Regions from separate parts of the Homo sapiens genome. Here region 2 is linked to region 1. Evidence: chromatin contacts called from ENCODE Hi-C or POLR2A ChIA-PET data. All regions are on one chromosome and are shown on one strand. The core of a region is the stretch at or near the end of the contact, and the rest is flanking DNA. Distances in the headings are between cores, read along the strand shown. Region 1 holds the start of TCEAL7 (transcription elongation factor A like 7). Region 2 holds the start of BEX3 (brain expressed X-linked 3).

Evidence for each region. A loop is a pair of places that touch in the nucleus more often than their neighbours do. ChIA-PET counts read pairs that join two places held with the same protein, here RNA polymerase II (POLR2A). Pooled maps may share reads with other maps.
Region 2: a pooled map shows a loop between it and region 1 (2.3-fold over the local background). The contact joins the promoter of BEX3 here to the promoter of TCEAL7 in region 1. A Hi-C loop is called at or near these places in 4 of 168 maps with a recorded cell type or tissue (Caco-2, endothelial cell of umbilical vein, mammary epithelial cell and 1 more) and 13 of 50 pooled maps. POLR2A ChIA-PET finds 5 or more read pairs at or near these places in 8 of 52 experiments (HEK293T, OCI-LY7, SK-N-SH and 3 more).

Annotation. Positions count from the first base shown.
Region 1 is chrX:103,328,791-103,332,652 of GRCh38, reverse strand. It overlaps TCEAL7 (transcription elongation factor A like 7), which reads right to left and starts at 2,414. Exons shown (of 3, transcript NM_152278.5): 1 at 2,349-2,414; 2 at 1,613-1,730; 3 at 327-1,276. The coding sequence starts at 1,249. The coding sequence ends at 947. RefSeq lists an enhancer at 1,399-1,898.
Region 2 is chrX:103,374,948-103,378,788 of GRCh38, reverse strand. BEX3 (brain expressed X-linked 3) reads right to left here and starts at 2,251. Exons shown (of 3, transcript NM_206917.3): 1 at 2,176-2,251; 2 at 1,683-1,761; 3 at 625-1,279. The coding sequence starts at 1,267. The coding sequence ends at 962.

The DNA of each region.
Region 1 (3,862 bases), core at 1,165-3,664:
GGCCAGCAGAGAGCACAGGGCCCAGCAGAAGAGGCAGCAGTGTTGGGCAGGTGTGGCAGGACCCAGGGGAGGAGACAGGGCTCAATAACAGAGGACTGATAGGGAAGCCCCCACCTCTGCCTACTGGACTTGTTCCGGAGTACAAGTTGAATCATGCCAGGCCCTCTCTGAAGTTATTGGTGTATTCTATAGTGGGTTGGGATTCTGTATGCACAGTGGGGAACAAGATCCCACTGAGCACAGCTGGTTACTGCCTCATTTCCTTCCCACAGCAGCCCTGTGAGGCAAATATTTTCCCTATGAAAAGACTGAGTCTTAAACGTGTGTATCTGTAATAATTACCAGTTTATTACTCTGGCTAAGAGATCCAGAGGTAATTGGAGGTTTACATTTCATTTTTACGCTTCTGTTATTGAGAGTTTATTAAGTGTTTCATTGCCTTCCAAAGGCGATTGACAAGTTCTTTTACTGTCTACTTTAGGGTTTTTTGTGACACAAGTAATATACACACATAAACATATATTCATTTTTTGGCAAGTGAGAAGATGCAGATAGGCAAAAAGAAAAAAAAAGAGATCACACAGAGATTCACTGTTAACCTTTGGTGTATAATAAAATCAGACACTTTCCTTTGCATTATGTCACATAGAAATGTACAAATAAAGTGTACATATATACACACATATATGTATACACTGTTTTGCAACTCGTTATTTTCACTTTGCAATATACAATGAGCATTTTTCCATGCAAATGAATGAGACCTCTTATTAAATGAATAAGATTGGGTCAAAAGATGAGATGTTGACAAGAGTCATATGTAAATCTCAGCAACATCGAATGACTGGAGTAAAACGATAGCAAATATTTATCAAGAAAGTGCAGACAAACAGAAAGCAGTGGCAACATTAATAACAGAAAATAATTGAATTGTCAGAGAAATTAATTAAATGGGATAAGGACGGTCCCGAGAATGCCTATGGTTAGAATGCAGAGCCCTAAATTTCTTTCTCAGACCCCTTATCTCTTCCAAACACCTTTCCATCTCATCTCCCTCCCTTGTCATTTCTTCATCTTTAAAATGCCTATAGTCTATGTCCTCTTTAAATTCTTCGAGAGACTGAAGCAGCCTCTGTCTAAAATTCCCTTCTGTTTGCTGGCGTTCAAATTCTCCATACGGGCGTTTTTCCTCCCTCTTTGGCACGCTGCACTTTGGCTTTCCTTCGTTTTCTTTGCAGGGTTTTTGCATGATGTTGTTGTTGTTTCCTGCTTAACTCTAGGGAGAAAATGTAAAGACAAATTGCTTCATTACTTTTGAATCACGATTGTCAGTTTCTCTCTGAGGCAAGATACTTTCCCATCTCTGCCCCACAGGTCCAGACCTCATAAGTCTGCGGCAGTTCCCTCCACCCTCTCATCTCCCCCTTTTCTCCCCTCCCACCTCAGGAACCCACCGTTTCCCCAGCAGACAAAGCTAATGGCCTCTCCAATAGGCAGGAGAGGCGGAGCAGAAAAGGAGATGGACTGCGAAGCCGCAAATTTCGCCTAGCTTTTGCCCCTTCCCGACTCCTATCCTCAGAGATCTCAGTCTAAGTGCCTCTCTCATACTGACCTGTGCGGGGTAGTTTCCTGCTCCTTTTCTTCCCCCAGATGTCTGTGAACACAGATCCTGGGACCTCCAAACAAAAAGGAAGGGGCGGGGAGGAAGGAGCTATCTGTGGATCAACCAGCTCCAGAGACAAGACAGACGTTATTATTTTGAACCTGGGATTCTCATCATCACCGTCATCGCCCCCCGGATTTCTACCTCCTGGCCCCTCCTTCCTGTCTGTATCCTTTCCTTCAGGATTTCCGTTTCCACTCCCCACTCCTCACCCTCAGGCCTGGGCCTTGCAAGGCCCGCGTCTCCCTCCTTCGCCCCGTCCCGCGCCCCACCCCACCACCACAGGCCGGCATTGAGTGAGGTGAACTATTTTCAAATGATCTCTAAATTTCTGTTGTCTCCATCCCGGGATTTCAGCCTTTCTCCACACACCAACACATACCCCAGGCCTAAAATTTTCTCTTAACAAAATTGGAGAAAGATGAGGAGAAGGATAAAAAGAAAGCATGCCAGGGTGAGAGAAGCCGATTATTTCAAAGCTGTCACTAAATCTCTAGGTGTCTCTCAAAAGATTTCGACCTACCCCCTTGCTTCCCCCTGCAAAAGATACAATTATCTCCGACGATTTTGCAGCGGTTTTGGGAAAGCAAGTCTGGACCTATTCCAGTCATTAGATTCACCCACTACTGACCCCGGGGGTCCAGTGGTTCCTTCACTCCAACCTGCTGGGATTTAAGGAATTTACCTCTTCCTTCCCTTGGCCACAAGCACGCACGGCACGCTTGTCTGCAGGGCAGTAAGGAGCTGGTACCCAGAGGAGAAAGAAGCCCGGGAATATAAGGACTTCGGTTCACGTCAGCTCCTGATCACGTGAGGATTATGTCATCCCCCATCTCTGGTCCCCACTTTCCCCTCCCACCAGCAGCGCTGCAGAAGTGGACCGGCTTACCAACCTCCCACCCCACACCACACCAGGCCCTGTCACTCATTTTTGTCTTTGCTAATTCCAGAGGTCAAAAGTGGCGCCTTCTCCCTGTGGTCAGAATTTGCCTTTCTCTGATTACCAGGGAGGGGCTGCATTTTCCCAAAGTTATATTAACCATTGTTACTTTTTTTGTGGTTGTGCTGAGAGGGAGGATTACTTATCCTTTTCTAAGCTACAAGAAAAGAAAAGTGGCAGTCTCCTCCATCCAATCGCCTCTCAGCCACTAATAGCCATCATTTCCCTTGGAGTCCAATCCTTGAAACCAGATTGGAGGGAATGGGGTGAATTAGGAAAGGAGGTAATGATTTGGATTGTGCTTCTTACTTTTGTTTTGATAATTTCTTATTCTTTTCCAATTTTTCCATAAACTTATTATATACTTTTAATAATCAGAAATATGATAAAGATATGTACATTTGGAAAAAGATTCCAGATAGGAGGATAAAAAGGCCAGCCACCTGTTTCTGCTGCTGAAGTCATAATATAAATATAGACCCTTTAGGCAGACATATTTTTTGAAGTTTAAGATGTACAGGTCAGTTGGAACCTACTCTTTTGAGGGGCTCCCGGGCATGTGAGGTCCTTCCATTAGGTGAGTCACTGAGACCATAATCCTACAGCACCTTGCCCTTAGATTTCCAGATCGCAACTGTAAGTCACAAATTTTAACTAGTTTGAGCTCAGTATCATGCCCTCTTTCTTCCAGTTTATACCATACACATAACCCTTTTTTCTTCAATACTGTACCCCTAATATCCCAACTTTTTTCAACACTCTCATTCAGAAAAGAATAGTTTTTCATTTTCCCTAGACATCTCCATCCTATTTATGTTTTCCATGACCTTATTTAGCCATACTGATGTATTGAAAGCTACTTGTAGTACTAACAAAAATTAGTCACATTTAGCCACCCAACACACTAAACTTTTTGTTGCTAAGGATTTGGGTACTTGTCTAAGTAGATTTGCTCTTGATTTGTTAGCTTGAAATATATGCAATAGAAAGGGAGATGTGTAAACTTCTCATAAGTTGTTTTTAGGAAGATTGCAGCTCATTATGAATATAAAGTTACCACTAATCAGTTTGATATAAATGACTCCAGAAAAAAGTTCAGTGGTCAGAAAAAAGTCTTAAAAACAGTAGAGCATCATTGTCACAGTTATTAAGGAATGACTAGTTGTGATAGAGGCAAAAAATTCGTTTGTGGGGAGAAAAATTCCTGAATCCTCTGTGAACAGCTTTTCATGCAGATGGTTAGACTCAGAGTTATAAAA
Region 2 (3,841 bases), core at 1,002-3,501, 46 kb before region 1:
GTCCCGGTCCTGTTAAATGTTGGGGAGTTGGGGACAGAAGCCAGCCCAACACAGTTCCACATTTCATCAGTTCCACTCAGCAGCCCTGTAAGACAAGCATTGTTCCCCATTTCACAGAGCAGAAAACGGGCTCTTTAAAGGAATGCATCTGTAATAAAGGGAAGGTTTATTATTCCAGTTAAGACTGAAGGATAGTTAGAGTTTACTCTTCAAATTTGTTGAGCCAGTATTGTTACGTATCTGCACTACATTCATAATCTCATTGAAAAATAATTTTCATTGCTTCTCAAACTCCAGATAATAAAAGGAAAAAAATGTCACATATTACTTTTTTTTTTTTGAGACTGTCTGGCTCTGTCGTCCAGGCTGGAGTGCAGTGGCGTGATCTCGGCTCACTGCAACCTCCGCCTTCCGGGTTCAAGCCATTCTCCTGCCTCAGCCTCCCGAGTAGCTGGGATTACAGGCGTGTGCCATCACGACCGGCTAATTTTTTGTATTTTTTTTTCAGTAGAGACAGGGTTTCACCGTGTTAGCCAGGATGGTCTCGATCTCCTGACCTCGTGATCTGCCTACCTTAGCCTCCCAAAGTGCTGGGATTAGTTAACACACAGAAATGTTCACCAATTAACACTCTAGTGTATTTAATCTCAGATTTTTTTTTAGTTCATCTGTTATATGTAAGTATACATTTTTAATGAGACAATAAATGTATAGATTGCTTTTTAAATTGCTTTATTAGCTTTAAATTTTTCCATGCAAATGGGTGAAACTACTGCTGACAGAAACTTACACTGAGTGCAAAGGCAATCTTCAAATAGAAGCTGGCAACACAAGACCCACTTGACACATGGAAATAACATAGGGTTCACAGCAAACGGATCAGTAAAGGCATATTAGGAAAATGCAAGGAAAAAGAAAACAGCGGGAATCACAGTATTAATCTCATGATAAATGGCAGGAGTCAAGGCATAAGGCAAAATTCATCATGATGGTCATGGTGATTAGAGAGCTCCCCCATAAGGATACGCAGACAATTCCTCAACTGCAGCTCCCTAAGTTTTCTTCTGATTTCTCTCATCTCCTCCATGAATATTTCCATATCATCTCCATCTCCACCCATCCCATCATTGATCTGCCTATTGGGTATGGCCCATCGAAAATTAGGGGCAAGTCGGCGAGCCTGTCCCCGTCGATTTCCTGCAGGCTGGTGGCCTTCACCTCCTCCCAAAGGGCGGTCTTCCTCTCCATTCTGCATAGGCTGCTCCATCTCTTCGTTTTCCTGGTGAATATTTGCCATGATGAGATTTTTTTTTTCTGGTTGTTTTTCTTTGAACACAAGTAAGACAAAGGCAAGGAGAGAGACTGAATGCTTGGTGCTCTGACCAGCAGGATTCAGAGCCCTGATATCAAAGGATTTTTTAATTTCGTTTTTTCCCACCTTAGAAGTTCCGCGCGTCCTCTACGGGGCCTCCAATTAAAGCCCCTCCCTCCAGCTTTCTCCCCTTACCTCCCTTCCCCCAAACCCACCATTTTTCGTTTCCCGGGATTCTTTCCCAGAGCTTTGCAGGCACCAAAATGGAGGACCGGTATAGGAGTGGGGGATGGGGTGGAGGGGGTTGGGGTCTCAGACTGGGCTTTCCTTACGTTCCGACCCCCGCCCCACCACCGTCCCTCGCACCGACCTGGGCCTATCCTTGCAGTCTCCTTCTCCTCCGGATTCTCGCCGCGAGGTGCGCCGCGGAGACACTTAGCCTCGCAGACCTGCAGTCGAGCCGGGGTGGGGGTTGTGGGGGGTGGGGGCTGCTGCAGCGGAACGCTAGCGAAGACCCGCCGCCGCCCGGCCCTTTCCGTGCTCCGAGCCCGGGCTCCCCTCGCTGCCAGCGCCCCGCGTCTCCCGCCCCCCACCCCCACCCCACCCTCGAACGCCCAGCCCCCCGCGGTGTTCGCTGTTTTCCTGCAGGGACTCGGGGGTGGGTTTCCATCGCTCTTGGTGGCTCTGCCGCCCCTGGAAACCCAGCCGCCCCTGCTTCCCCATCCCTGGGGGCCTCTGTGTTCCCAAGCATGTTGGGGTGTGGAGAAAGCTGGCGGGGACCCCCTGCGCTGTTCTGCGCCTGTCGCCGAGGTCGGTCAGCCGCTGCTGGCATGGCCGGGGCTCACGGGCCCCGGAGCCCTTACCTGCTCCGCTTTTCCCCGGGCCGAATGCCAGCCCGCCGAGCTCAGGGCAGCGGGGAGCTGGTAGCCAGACGCGAGTGACGACTGCACCGAAGGCTGCGTCGCTCTGCAGCTCTGGGTCACGTGAGGGCCGCGCGTCACCACCGAGCTCGCCCCCCAACTTGGGCGGCCAGTGCAGCAGGATCTCCCCCTTCCCCCCACCCGCCACCGCCATATGCACGCGCAAAAAACAGCCTCCCTACTCCCGTCTGCATGAGGTGCCCCAGAGCGCACAGCCCTGTCACTCTTCTCGGTCCTCTCCAATCTGAGGGCCCACAAGTGGCATCACTGCTCTGCGGTTGGAGTTTGCCCTCCTCTGGTTACCAGGGAGGGTCTGCATCATCCTCCACCACTGCCCCCTCTCACTTCAGGCCTTGGCTTTGGCCTTTTCTGCTTTCTCTCCTTTTCTACCTGGCAACATGCTTTGCGCTGCACTCCCACTTCTACCCCTTGCGTGTGCACAGCCATCAATGCCCACGTAGCCCCTGAATTCCTACCCTTCTAGAAAATTTAGAGTGAGGGCTAAGGTGGGGAGGCAGGAGGGCATTTGTCAGAAAGCGGGGCAAGGAAGTGGAGTGGACTGTATATATTTCTTTTTATTTCCTTAAAAAATCTGCATGCTTCAGAAAATTATAAATTATAAGTTTTTAATTTTGAAAGAAATGCTGGTTGGGCGCGGTGGCGTACCTGTAATCCCAGCACTTTGGGAGGCCGAGGCGGGTGGATCACTTGAGGCCAGTAGTGTGAGACCAGCCTGGCCAACATGGTGAGACCCCATCTCTACTAAAAATACAAAAATTAGCTGGGCGTGGTGGCGTGCGCCTGTAATCCCAGCTACTCGGGGGGCTGAGGCAGGAGAATCGCTTGAACCTGGGAGGCGGAGGTTGCAGTGAGCCGGGATCGCACCACTGCACTCCAGCCTGGGCGACAGAGCAAGACCCTGTCAAAAAAAAAAAAAAAAAAAAAAAAAAAAAAGGAAATGCTTTATCCTGCACAATGAAATCTCTCATTGTTTATGTTGACCTGTACCACACAAAATATTTTTTCTGGGCTCCACACAACATCAAGCCATTACTTTTGATACATACTAGCTCGTTTAAAATTTTATTTTTGGCCGGGCATGGTGGCTCACGCCTGTAATCCCAGCACTTTGGGAGGCCGAGGCGGGCGGATCACGAGGTCAGGAGATCGAGACCATCCTGGCTAATACGGTGAAACTCCGTCTCTACTAAAAATACAAAAAAATTAGCCAGGCGTGGTGGCACGTGCCTGTAGTCCCAGCTACTCGGGAGGCTGAGGCAGGAGAATCGTTGAACCCGGGAGGCAGAGGTTGCAGTGAGCCGCGTCGCACCACTGCACTTCAGTCTAGGCGGCAGAGCGAGACTCCGTCTCCAAAAAAAAAAAAAAGAAAAGAAAAAAATATATAAAAAGGCGGGACTCTTTCTTTTTCTTTTTTTTTTTTCCCCCGAGACGGAGTCTCGCTCTGTCGCCCAGGCTGGAGTCAGTGGCGCGATCTCGGCTCACTGCAAGCTCCGCCTCCAGGGTTCATGCCATTCTCCTGCTTCAGCCTCCGGAGTAGCTGGGACTACAGGCGCCTGAAAGGCGGGACTCTTTCTGAACACAGTTGGTG